Regions from separate parts of the Homo sapiens genome. Here region 1 is linked to region 2. Evidence: chromatin contacts called from ENCODE Hi-C or POLR2A ChIA-PET data. All regions are on one chromosome and are shown on one strand. The core of a region is the stretch at or near the end of the contact, and the rest is flanking DNA. Distances in the headings are between cores, read along the strand shown.

The links. Hi-C counts contacts between places; a loop is a spot of excess contacts on that map. ChIA-PET counts read pairs that join two places held with the same protein, here RNA polymerase II (POLR2A). Pooled maps may share reads with other maps.
Region 1: a pooled map shows a loop between it and region 2 (9-fold over the local background). The contact joins two enhancer-like sites. A Hi-C loop is called at or near these places in 1 of 168 maps with a recorded cell type or tissue (CD14-positive monocyte) and 4 of 50 pooled maps. POLR2A ChIA-PET finds 5 or more read pairs at or near these places in 15 of 52 experiments (AG04450, B cell, CD4-positive, alpha-beta memory T cell and 12 more).

Annotation. Positions count from the first base shown.
Region 1 is chr19:4,074,063-4,080,711 of GRCh38, reverse strand. No RefSeq gene overlaps it. Among named protein-coding and RNA genes, the nearest start is that of ZBTB7A, 10 kb to the right of the region's middle. RefSeq lists an enhancer at 2,903-3,082. Within about 2 kb of position 2,676, at least 30 of the 41 ENCODE cell types and tissues checked have a DNase peak (open chromatin) inside an H3K27ac peak, as active enhancers do.
Region 2 is chr19:4,036,995-4,043,630 of GRCh38, reverse strand. ZBTB7A (zinc finger and BTB domain containing 7A) reads left to right here. Exons shown (of 3, transcript NM_015898.4): 3 at 1-328. PIAS4 (protein inhibitor of activated STAT 4) reads right to left here. Exons shown (of 11, transcript NM_015897.4): 10 at 6,127-6,257; 11 at 4,245-6,015. The coding sequence ends at 5,756. Among named protein-coding and RNA genes, the nearest start is that of ZBTB7A, 27 kb to the left of the region's middle. Within about 2 kb of position 1,435, at least 9 of the 41 ENCODE cell types and tissues checked have a DNase peak (open chromatin) inside an H3K27ac peak, as active enhancers do.

The sequences.
Region 1 (6,649 bases), core at 1,427-3,926, 36 kb before region 2:
CTCCTGTCTCAGCCTCCTGAGTAGCTGGGATGACAGGCACACACCACCATGCCTGACTAGTTTTTTTTTTTTTTTTGTAGAGTCAGGGTTTCGTCATGTGGCCAGGCTGGTCTCCAAGTCCTGGGCTCAAGGTATCCTCCATCCTCCTGCCTCGGTCTCCCAAAGTGCTGGGGTTACAAGTGTCAGTCACCGCGCCATGCCCCCTCTCCCCATCATTAAAGGGGAGGGGCCATTGTGTACCCAGCCCACTTGTCTCTGTACCTCTCTGGGCCTCCGCAGGGCGCCACCTGTAAATGCTAACGTGGGTTTCCCTTTTTATTTATTTATTTTTTGTTTTTGAGACAAGAGTCTCTGTTGCCCAGGCTGGAGTGCAGTGGCGCAATCTCGGCTCGCTGCAAGCTCCGCCTCCCGGTTTCACGCCATTCTCCTGCCTCAGCCTCCCGAGTAGCTGGGACTACAGGCGCCTGCCACCACGCCCGGCTAATTTTTGTATTTTCAGTAGAGCTGGGGTTGCACCATGTTGGCCAGGCTAGTCTTGAACTCCTGACCTCATGATCCACCTGCCTCGGCCTCCCAAATTGCTGGGATGACAGGTGTGAGCCACTGCACTGGACTGCTAATGTGGGTTTCTAAGGTTCCAGCAGCCTCCCTAAGCCTCCTGTTTGGAAGTCCTGGGTTCCTGCCCTGTGTGGGGTGGAGAAGGGGCTTTTCCAGGAGCACAGAGCTGCCAGCCCAGGTGGATCCCCTCAGCACCTCAGCCAGCTGGTGCTGCCTTTCTATCCATTTTTTTATTATTATTATTATTATTTTAGACGGGGTCTCAGTCTGTTGCCCAGGCTGGAGTGCAGTGGTGTGATCTCAGCTCACTGCAACCTCCACTTCCCAGATTCAAGTGATTCTCCTGCCTCAGCCTCCCAACTAGCTGGAATTACAGGCGCCTGCCACCACGGCTGGTTAATATTTATTTATTTATTTTCTCTCTTTTTATTATTCCCGTTTTACAATGAAGAGGCTAATTTTTATTTTTCTTAATTTTTAATGTTTATATTTTGAGATGGAGTCTGGCTCTCTTGCCCAGGCTGGAGTGCAGTGGCACGATCTTGGCTCACTGCAACCTCTGCCTCCCGGATTCAAGCAATTCTCCCACCTCAGCCTCCAGAGTAGCTGGGATTACAGGTGCAAGCCACCATGCCTGGCTAAGTTTTATATTTTTAGTAGAGACGGAGTTTCACCACGTTGGCCAGGCTGGTCTTGAACTCCTGACCTCAAGTGATCTGCCCCTCTTCGCCTCCTAAGGTGCTGCAATTATAGGTGTGAGCCATCCAGCCCAGCCAAGTGACTATACTAAAAACCACTGAGGCTGGGTGAGGTGACTCATGCCTGTAATCCCAGCACTTTGGGAGGCCGAGGCGGGCAGACTGCCTGAACGCAGGAGTTCAAGACCAGCCTGGGCAACATGGTGAAACACTGTCTCTACTAAAATGCAAAAATTAGCCGGGCATGGTGGTGGGCGCCTGTAGTCCCAGCTACTCTGGAGGCTGAGACACGAGAATCAGTTGAACCTGGGAGGTGGAGGCTGCAGTGAGCCGAGACTGCTCTGCTGTACTCCAGAGTGAGACTGTGTCTCCAAAAAAAGAAAAAAGAAAAACAAAAAACCACTGAACTCTATACTCTAAATGGGTGAATTGCATGGCATGTGAATTATATCTCAATAAAGCTGTTAAAAAAAAAAAAAAAGAAAACTACCGCCCTCTCACATTTTGACACAGACTAACCGCCTATCTCTACCGAGATATGTTATTGATATTGACATGCAAATGGTCACTCCCCTATCCTGTCTGACCAGCACCAAGCACCTGCCCCACCTTGACTGGGCCCTGTGGGGGTGCTGGGGACAGGGAGGTCAGTGGGTCCCAGTCCCTGCTCTTGAGTGAGTGGCTCAAGCCCCAGGCCCCCACCAAGCAGGAAGGACCTGAGGGTGGGGTGGGGATGGAGGTGGGGTGGGACAAGGCCATGCCCAACTGAATTTCCAGCCTGGATCTGCTAGCGGACAGAGCTCCAGCCTCCGCTGGGGGTTCTGGGGGACAGTGGCTCATCCCGGGCTCGGGACTCGGGCAGCCCGGAGCCTCCTTCCCGGTGGTTTCTGGGCCAAGGGTCTCTCCCTGGCCAAAGGAGCGGCCGACATCCTGTTCTGCCTGGGAGTTGGCCCCGCCCCCTCCCACGGGGACATTATGGGATGGTCCGCGGTGCTGGAGGAATCTTTGAACTTCCCAGCGCCGGGTGGGGTGTACGTGATTCTTAGCCCCACTTTTGGGTAACTGAGGGGTTCAGGAAAGGAGGCTCAGGGATAGTGGGAAGTTGCTTCTCCCACCCAAGGTCACACAGGGAGAACTTGACCTTGACCCCATGACCTTGACTTCCAGGACCCCCCCCCCCCCCCCCGCCCCGGCCAGGCCAGAAGAAGGTCAGGAAGGTCAGGAAAAGGAGCGGCAGGTGGTGGACCCCTCCCCGGCCCCCGACTTAACAAGGCCACCCTCCCCGGCTCTGTCCATCTCTCTGTCCCTCTTCTCCTCTCTCTGTCCCCAGCCCTGAAAGTGAAACCGGTGATACCAAAGTGAAACGGAAGCTCCGGCCCCCGCAGCCCAAGCCCGGCAGGCAGAGACGGAGAGAAGGAGAGGGGAACAGGGGCCAGCCCACGTGGCAGGTGGGCTGCAGGGAGGGAGGACTCCGCTCTTTAAATTGCGGTGGTTCTTAAAAAAAGAACAAACCCAGGAGGTCTGGCTGGACCAGAACCGCAGCCATGATCTCCCCTCCCACAGCCCCGCCCCCACCCCTGAAGTCTGGAGTCTTCAGCTCCACACTGGGGGTGCCATGTTGAGGATTCTGCACAACTGGGGGCTGGGGGAGAGGACAGACTGGCCTTGTCCATTGTTGGGAGGTCCCGTGGGGTGAGGGTGACCCTTGGGGTCCATCTCCAGGGTCCAGGAATCACCCCAAAGTGGGTAAAGCCTGGGGCCAGGGTCCCCCCCTTATCCCAGAGTAGAGACTGTCTGCTTTGGACAAGGGGGTGCCCAGGGGTGGTGGTGGAGGGCAGTGGATGGCTGAAGTCCTGCCTTGTCCAGGGGTCACTGGCCAGTGGCTTTTCTTCTCTGCAGAGCACAGAGAGGAGAGAAGTGTGTGGGTGCCTTCTACAGCGAGCAAGACTGAAGTTAGACCCAGGCTAGAATTTCAGCCCCTCGGTGTGGTGGACACTATGGGACCTGATCAACCTCTGGGGTGGGTCCGTCCTGGGCACTGCAGGGTGCTGAGCTGTGTCCCTGGCCTCCACCCACCCCCTCCCCAATCACAACACCTAAAAATGTCTCCAGATATCACCCAGTATCGCCTGGAAGGAGGCAGAGTCACTCCAGATGAGACCTCCTGAGCTAAAGGGTACTGGGCCACAGAGAGAGGTAGAGACTGGGCCCTGAGCCATGACCCAAAAGGCAGCAGGCCCTGGGCTTTGGAGCTCTGTGGCCAGGTCCTGAGAGGTGCCTGGGAGGCAGCCATCCAGTCTGGAAGAGAGGGGGTGGGGCAAGAGGCTGCCTCTCAGTTGCAGAGAGGGAACTGGGCTTGGTAAAAACGGGGCAGAAGGGACCCATTGCAGATGGGAATTCTGAGTGGTGTGGTGGACACGGATCCAGTCCCAGCATAGCTACCAAGGCTTCTGTCTTCTGGAACAAATAGAAGTCACCTCTTAGCAGCTGCCCAGGTGAAAATACCCAGGCACCATCTCCCCAACCGCTATGAATTCAGAAGCCATGGAGAAATCAGCAGCTCAGAAAGTATTTCTCCCAGGCCGGGCACGGTGGCTCACGCCTGTGATCTCAGCACTTTGGGAGGCCGAAGCGGGTGGATCACCTGAGCTCAGGAGTTCGAAACCAGTATGGTCAACACGGTAAGACCACATCTGTAGTAAAAATACAAAAGTTAGCCAGGTGTGGTGGCACACACCTGTAATGCCAGTTACTCAGGAGGCTGAGGCAGGAGAATCACCTGAACCCGGGAGGTGGAGGTTGCAGTGAGCCGAGATCACACCACTGCACTCCAGCCTGGGTGACAGAATGAGACTCAGTCTCAAAAAATAAAATAATAAATAAATAAATAAATTGAGATATAATTCACATACCAGAATATGTACCTTTTATTATTTATTTATTTATTTATTTATTTATTATTTTTTTGAAACAGAGTTTTGCTCTTGTTGCCCAGGCTGGAGTGCAATGGCACGATCTTGGCTCACTCCAACCTCTGCCTCCCAGGTTCAAGTGATTCTCCTGCCTCAGCCTCCCAAGTAGCTGGGATTACAGGCACCCACCACCATGCCTGGCTGATTTTTGTATTTTTAGTGGAGATGGGGTGTCGTCATGTTGGTCAGGCTGGTCTTGAACTCCTGACGTCAGGTGATCTGGCTGCCTCGACTTCCCAAAGTGCTGGGATTCCAGGCATGAGCCACCATGCCCGGCTAATTTTGTATTTTTAGTGGAGATGGGTGTCGTCATGTTGGCCAGGCTGGTCTTGAACTTCTGACCTCAGGTGATCCAGCCGCCTCGGCTTCCCAAAGTGCTGGGGTTCCAGGCATGAGTTTGTCCTTTTTTTTTTTTTTTTTTTTTGAGACAGAGTCTCACTCTGTTGCCCAGGCTGGAGTGCAGTGGCGCAATCTCGGCTCACTGCAACCTCCGCCTCCCAGGTTCAAGCCATTCTCCTGCCTCAGCCTCCTGAGTAGCTGGGATTACAGGCCCACGTCACCACACCCGGCTAATTTTTTTTTTGTATTTTTAGTAGAGATGGGGTTTCATGATGTTGGTCAGGCTGATCTCGAACTCCTGACCTCATGATCCGCCCGCCTCAGCCTCCCAAAGTGCTGGGATTACAGGCGTGAGCCACCGCGCCCAGCCTTGAGCCTGCCCTTTTTAAAGGGTGCGATTCAGTCATTCTCAATACATTCACAGACTTGTGCAACTATCACCACTATCTAGTTGCAGAACCTATCACCCCAGAAAGGAAGCCCCATCCCCATCGGCAGTCACTACCCATGCCCCTCCCGACCCCGGCACCCACGCATCCCCTTCCTGCCTCTGTGGCTTGGCCTGTCCTGGACATTTCATAGAAATGGGATCACACGCTGTGTGGCTTTTTGTGTCTGACTTCCCTCACTGAGTGTGAGGTCCTCAGGGTTCATCCACGCGGTGGCCTGAGTCAGAGCCTCCTTCCTTTTCATGGCTGAATTCAGAACACTTTAAATAAAGTCCACAGCCTGCACCACGGCCACAAGTCCCCACTGGGTGCCCTCTGGCTCCCAACTGCAGCCACTCTGGGCACCTTGGCTGTTCCTCTCACCTAGGAAACATACGGAGGTCTTCAGCTAATTCTATCTTCATTAAGATGTCTGCTCATGGCCGGGCGCAGTGGCTCACCCCTGTAATCCTAGCACTTTGGGAGGCCAACATGGGTGGATCACATGAGGTCAGGAGTTCGAGACCAGCCTGACCAACATGGTGAAACCCTGTCTCTACTAAAAATACAAAGAGTAGCCAGGCGTGGTGGCAGGAGCCTGCAATCCCAGCTACTCGGGAGGCTGAGGCAAGAGAATCTCTTGAACCCAGGAGGCGGAGGTTGGAGTGAGCTGAGATCGTGCCACTGCCCTCCAGCCTGGTGACAGAGCAAGACTCTGTCTCCAAAATAAAAGAAAGAAAGAAAGAAAGAAAGAAAGAAAGAAAGAAAGAAAGAAAGAAAGAAAGAAAGAAAGAAAGAAAGAAAGGAGAGAAAAGATCTCTGCTCAAACATCACTTCCTTTGAAGAAATCATCTTCATGATCTTTTTTTTTTTTTTTGGTAGAGACAGGGTCTCACTATGTTGCCCAGGCTGATCTTGACCTCCTGGGCTCAAGCGATCCTTTAGCTTTGGCCTCCCAAGATGCTGGGATTACAGACGTGAGCCACCGTGTAGGCCCTTCAGGACTATTTAAAAAATGAAATAGCCTCTAGGCACAAGTCGGTTTTGTCTGATTCTGTGGGATCTCTGTGTCTTTTGCTATCTTTGAGTTATTTCACAACCCCGTAAGTTGTAGAAAACTGATAATAATTGCAACGATTCCTGTCCACAAGAAAACAAATTCATTGTGTATCGTCACGTCGTCTTCCTTCTATTTGTAGATCCATTCTAGCATTTCTTTTTTTTGAGACGGAGTCTCGCTCTGTCGCCCAGGCTGGAGTGCGGTGGGGTGATCTTGGCTTACTGCAAGCTCCGCCCCCTGGGTTCACACCATTCTCCTGCCTCAGCCTCCTGAGTAGCTGGGACTACAGGCACCCACCACTATGTGTAGCTAATTTTTTGTATATTTAGTAGAGACGGGGTTTCACCGTGTTAGCCAGGATGGTCTCGATCTCCTGACCTCGTGATCCACCCGCCTCGGCCTCCCAAAGTGCTGGGATTACAGGCTTGAGCCACCGTGCCCGGCCCTTTTTTTTTTTTTTTTTTTTTTTTGAGACAGAGTTTTGCTCTTGTTGCCCAGGCTGGAGTGCAATGGCACGATCATGGCTCACCACCTCCCGGGTTCAAGTGATTCTCCTGCCCCAGCCTCCTGAGTAGCTGGGATTACAGGCGTGCG
Region 2 (6,636 bases), core at 186-2,685:
CCGCCCCCCACCCCACCCCAGGCCCAGAATCGAGGTGCCTTGGACTTTGGAGGGGCCAGGCCTGGTGAATGGGGGGCGGGGCGGCGCCCTCAGGGTACAGAGCACAGACAGATAGACATTCCAGAGACTGTATTGAGAGTCTTTATAAAGTGTGGGAGATTTAAAAAAAAAAAAAACTGATAAAAATGCACTTTTTGGGAGTGGGGAGGGAGAAGCTTTAAAAGTAATAAAAAACAAACAAAAACACAAAAGATGAAAAAACAAAAAAATTCATTTTTCTTGTACATAAAAAAAAAAAAAGAACCACTAAACGCAGCCTGTTACGACCGCTGCCGCCTCAGTCGCCTCATTTGATGTTCTCTGTGTTTTGTTCGGGGGAGGCTGGGGAGCGGGGATGGGGGGCTTGGGGGGGGTCCCCCTTTTCCCCTTTTGGCCCTGAAGAGACTGGGTGGGTTGAGCACCTCGTCCACACCACACCTTTGGGCCCAGGGTGACCGGATCCTGGGTCCCAAGGAGAGAAGCCCCAGGTCCCCGACCCTTCCTGCTCTTCCTGCCCGGCCTTGGAAGCCAGGCCCATCTCTCTGGGGTCCGTCTGTCGCGTGGCAGAGAGGCTGGGTGTGGATGGTGACCCAGAGCACCGGGGTGGGGGTGAGTGTCCGAGGAGTACCCAGGTCCAGAGGCCCCTCTTGCGGGGAAGGTGACCCATAGCCCCTGGCGCGGGCAGGCAGCTGGCACAGGATAAGGCCAGAGGGGCAGCAGGGAGAACCGGCCGGGCGAGTTGTCAGCAGAATCCAGGGCTGGGCCCTGGGCACCACTGGCTCCAGGCTTTCCCGAGGCCCCAGGCGGGGTAGCCTCACCTGGGGGCCACCTGACTCTGCTAGAGGACCCCAGGGTGCTGCCCCATGCCAGGCCCCAGGGACATGAGCCAGGATCTGGAGCCGGAAGCCTCAGCTAGCTGCAGCCCCTACCTCTGGGTAGGGTCTCTGAGGGAGGGCCTCCTCCTTCCTCCTGTCCTCCAACCAGACTCGGCCCATGTCCAAGGAATCTGTCCAGGCCAGCAAAGGTGGGGATGGGGCCAGCCCCAAGGGATGGATGAGGCACTCATGGAAGCAGATGGCACAGTGAGGCAGCAATGGCTGCACTGAGCCGGGCACTGGGTCCACTCAGAACCCCAGCTCCTCCTCTGTGGATTGGGCTCTTCCTAGTAGCCACAGGAAGTCAACAAAGCCTGGCCCAGCCCTTGCCAGGAAACACCACAGAGGCCACACCACGAAGTCTGAGGGCCTCCGGGTCCTTGTGTGGACCCCATGCTAAAGCACCATACCTGTGCGAGGCCACCCATGAACCTGCTGCAGCCAGGATTCGTGCCCAAGTCCCCGACACGCGCTGGAGCAGGGTTGGGGGTCAGCGGTTCTACAGCCGTGTCCTGAGCCCCCTGCACCGTGGACCCTCAGGGCACACTGAGGCCTCTGCTCAGAGGTCCCACATGGGGAAGCTGAAGGAGCCGCAGCCTCAGGACCACAAGCCAGGGTTAGGTGCTTCCTAACCTCTGTGCTTCAGAGAGGGCCGGGAGTGGTGGCTCATGCCTGTAATCCCAGCACATTGGGAGGCTGAGGAGGGAGGATTGCTTGAGCCCAGGAGTTCGAGACCAGCCAGAAAAACAAGGTGAAACCACGTCTCTGCAAAAAATACAAAAATTAGCCAGGTGTGGTGGTGCACGCCTGTGGTCTCAGCTACTCTGGAGGCTGAGGCAGAAGGATTGCTTGAGCCCAGGAGGTCGAGGCTGCAGTGAGCTATGATTACACCACTGCACTCCAGCCTGGGCGATAGAGTGAGACCCTGTCTCAAAAATAAAAATACAAAAATATAATTCACATACCATACAATTTCCCTTCAAGGCCAGGCGCGGTGGCTCATGCCTGAAATCCCAGCACTTTGGGAGGCCAAGAAGGGAGGATCACTTAAGCCCAGGAGTTCAAGACCAGCCAGAAAAACAAGGTGAAGCCACGTCTATGCAAGAAATACAAAAATTAGCCGAGTGTGATGGTGCACACCTGTGGTCCCAGCTACTCTGGAGGCTGAGGTGGAAGTATTGCTTGAGCCCAGGAGGTCGAGGCTGCCGTGAGCTATGATTGCACCACTGCACTCCAGCCTGGGTGACAGAGTGAGACCCTTTCTCAGAAATGAAAATAAATGTAATTCACACACCATATAATTGCTCTTCAAAGCCAGGTGCGGCAGCTCATGCCTGTAATGCTCCCAGCATTTTGGGAGGCCAAGGCAGGTGGATCACGAGGTCAAGAGATTGAGACCATCCTGGCCAACATGGTGACTAGTAAAAATACAAAAATTAGCTGGGCGTGGTGGTGCACGCCTATAGTCCCAGCTACTCAGGAAGCTGTAGCAGGAGAATCACTTAAACCTGGGGGGAGGTGAAGGTTGCAGTAAGCCGAGATGGTGCCACTGCACTCCAGCCTGGGCAACAGGGCAAGACTCCATGTCAAAAGAAAAAAAAAAAAAAAAAGGCTGGGCACGGTGGCTCATGCCTGTAATCCCAACACTTTGGGAGGCCGAGGTGGGCAGATCAGGAGGTCAGGAGATTGAGACCATCCTGGCTAACACGGTGAAACCCCCGTCTCTCCTAAAAACACAAAAAATTAGCCGGGCGTGGTGGCGGGCGCCTGTAGTCCCAGCTACTTGGGAGGCTGAGGCAGGAGAATGGCGTGAACCCGGGAGGCAGAGCTTGCAGTGAGCTGAGATCACGCCACTGCACTCCAGCCTGGGCGACAGAGCGAGACTGTCTCAAACAAACAAACAAAAAATTCCCTTAAAAAAATTATGCACCTGTCACCACTAATTCCAGAACATTCTATCCAGCCCAAAGGATGCCCCATATCCATTTGTGATCACTCTCAATCCCCTTCTCCACTCTCCAGCACCCGTGAATCCCCTTCCTGTCTCTGTGGATTGGCCTGTTCTGGACATTTCACAGAAATGGGATCACACGCCTCGTGGCCTTTGGTGTCTGATGTCTCTCACTAAGCATGGCATCCTCAGAGTTCGTCTGGGCTGGGGGCCTGTGTTAGAGCCTCGCTCCTTTCCATGGCTGTCATTCTGCAGTGTGGATGGCCACACTGCACTGATTCACTCCCCGGCTGGACATGGGTCATTGCCACATTTGGCTGCTGTGCACGTCCGTGAGCACATTTGTGTGGACGGACGTGTTCACTTACCTTGGGGACACGTCTAGGGCTGGCATTGCAGGTCCCACGCTAACTCCACATTTAGCCTCAACTGTTTCCAAGGGGCTGCACCACGTTATCTTCCCCAGCCATGTGGACTGCAGCTTCCCTGACCCTCGCTGCTGTTTTTGATGCTAGCTGTCCTGGTGGGGGTGACAGGTATCTCACCGTGCATTTGACTCACATCCCTAACATCTCTTCATGTGCTCATTGGTTGTCTGTATATATATTTTTTTGAGACGGAGTCTCGCTCTGTCGCCCAGGCTGGAGTGCAGTGGCGTGATCTCAGCTCACTGCAACCTCCGCCTCCTGGGTTCAAGCAATTCTCCTGCCTCAGCCTCCCGAGTAGCTGGGACTACAGGCGCCCGCCACCACGCCCAGCTTTTTGTATTTTTAGTAGAGATGGGGTTTCACTGTGTTAGCCAGGATGGTCTCGATCTCCTGACCTCAGGTGATCCACCCGCCTCGGCCTCCCAAAGTGCTGGGATTACAAGCGTGAGCCACTGCACCCGGCCCTTTTTTTTCACCTTACAAAAGCAAAACATTTGTGTATCGTCTTGGCCACCCAGAGACATGGACGATCCTGGGACCTGAATTCCATGTACAGCCCAAGTCCCTTCTCCCATTCTCCCAGCGTGGTGGACACCAGGCCCAGGCAGTACAGTACACAGTAAAACTGGCCTCATTCAGGTCGGGCATGGTGGCTCATGCCTGTAATCCTAGCACTTTGGGAGGCTGAGGCAGGAGGATCACTTGAGGCCCAGAGTTCAAGACCAGCTTGGGCAACACAGCAAGACTCCCTGTCTCTATTAAAAATAAGTAAATAAATAAAAATCTGCCTCATTTGACCACGAGCAGCACCTTTTGAATTCTGAAGCTGAGGCAATAACCAAGAAAGAGAGATGTGGGTGAGGCTGAGTTTCTGTCCTTCCCCCAACTCCGCCCCCCGACTACAGGGTACACACTTAAGAGACACAGGGCACAGAAAAGCGGACGCCTGGATGGCTTCACCTCGACCTTTTTTATTTGCATTTTTTAAAAACAATTAAATTAGAATACAAATATTAGAAAACAGCGGCCTTCAGCTGCCCGTGCGGGCGGGAGGGGCCGAGCTGCGCAGCGGGCTGCGGGCTCTGCAGTGAGACTGAACTGCCCTCGGCCAGATGCACGTCCCTTTCTTTAGACCTGAAATGATATTGCTTCCTGACTAGGAGTTCTGTTTATACAAAGGAAAATTCTGGGCTGGGGAGGACAAAAGCAAAACAGACCGCAGGCAGCGGTGTTGGAGAACCAGGTGAGGCCGGTGCCCCGCCTGCGCCCCGGTCTCCTGCGGGGCAAGGGGGGTGCCCAGCTGTGGGCTCCTGAAGGCAGAGCCCTGGTAGCTCCCCCAGTTGTTGGACCCTGAGGCCAAGGGCATGGGTGGGGCCTGCGAGGGGCCGGGAACGCCTGGGGACAGGAAGGAGGCCCCTGGTCTGGTCCTGCTGGAAGAGTGAGGCTCCCGGGGGACAGGGTGCCGGGCCAGCCTCGTACCCGTCGGAAAACCAAGAGCAAAAAGGAGAGGAATCAACCCAAACCGAGAGCCGGGGTGGCCGGGGTCCCTGCTGCCCCTTGGGAAGCGACCGCAACCCATGCCCCAAGGACCGGGGTATGGTGGCGGCGGCGGCGGCGGCAGCTGTGGACATCTGTGGACATCTGTGCTGTTCCGTAGGGAAGTTAACCTGAATTGGAATTACCGAGGTAGCTGGCTAGAAAACTGAGACCCCCCCACGCCACACGGTGCCGCACCCTGGGCCCCCGCCTTCCCCGGGGGTTCCTGACCACACGCCGGGTCTTCAAAATACCAAATTATTGCACTTTCAAAAAATACAACACATCTGTGGCTAAACCCTCCCCAGCCGCCCACTGTACCCCCATCCTGCCCACCCATCCCCCCACCCTACTGCCCCTCCCCGCCCCAACCCACTCCATGGCTTCTCGGCTAAAACGCTCGCTGCTCGGCGCGTGAGGGTCTCTGGGCGAGGATGCATTTGCAGAGAAAAAGCAAAGGAAGAGACAAACGTCAAAGTGGTCGCCAGAGAGGGGCTGCGCCCCACCGCCCGCCGCCCGGGTCCCCGCGCACTGGCTGGAATGGTCGTGGGCAGAGGGCGGCGGGCGGCGGGGCATCCGGAGGGGAGGGCGCGGGGCGGCGTCCTGGTCCCTCCCGCCCACTACCCCTTCCCGGCTCGGACTCCAGCCGGGGAGGCGGCTGTGTGGGTGGCCGGCCTTGTTTTTAAGAGTTTGACTTTTTTGTTTCATTTTTCTTTTTTGTATCTTTTTTTGTCATTTTACTTTTTTTTTTAATCCCCCGATAGGAGAGTCCAGAGGTACAGGTGCCAGGAGCCAGGCAAAAGGGTGGAAAAACAAAACGAACGACAATAAAAAGAAAAAGAAAGGTCACTCCTCCCTCTGCGCCCGAGGCTGGCCCGTGCCCCTCTGCGTGGTGAGCACCAGGAAAGTCGAGTGTGCGGCCGGGGTCAGCAGGCCGGCACCAGGCCCTTCTGGAAGGGGCAGCGGCGCTTGGGCCGGGGCCCCTCTTCGTCCTCGTCTTCCTCCTCCTCTTCCTCCTCCTCCTCATCCTCCGAGGACGATGAGCTGTCCAGCGTGAGGTCCACCACATCGGCGCCCGGCTTCCCATTCTCCATGCTGCCCACCGGGCCGCCGCCACCCGTGCTGCCCAGGGCACCGCTCCCGTTGACGCTGGGGGCGGGCAGGAGCCCATTGGCGTCCGAGGGGCCTACGGGCAACAGGGACAGGGTGCAGGTACTTAGGATGCAACCACTGATAAATGGGGAAACTGAGGCGGCCCTGGCTGCGGACTGCGCGGCTGGTGGGGTGAGGCACTCACCCAGCACGAGGATGGCGCCCTGCGGGCTGCAGCTGCGCTCCTTTTCGGCGCGGATCGGGCACCACGAGCCGTCCACCAGGTACTCGATCTCGTCGGCGTCCTCACACTCGCTCAGGATCTTCGAGAGGAGCCTGGGGCGAGGCGGACAGCTGACGCCGGGGCTGGAGGTGCCCCACCCCCCCAACTCCCCAGCCCTCCATCCCTCCCGGATGCAGCCAGGCACTCCCCACTTCTCTCTGCAAGAGCAGCCTCACCACCCCGACCGCAGGGGTCCAGGGACCCCGCATTCCCTCCCCCGCCCTCAGGCCCCTGCAGGTGCTGAGCCCCAGGCAGGTCTGCAGTGCACGGCACTGCCGGGGGGACGGGGCATGGACACACATACCCAGTGGCCCCCAACTACCCACAAGAGCAGGGAGTGTGGCAGCTGCAGGGGTCCTCCCCACCCTGCCCCTCTGGGCACCTCCGGGTGTGCACGCATGTTTGAGCGTGTGTGGACGTGAGTGTATCTGT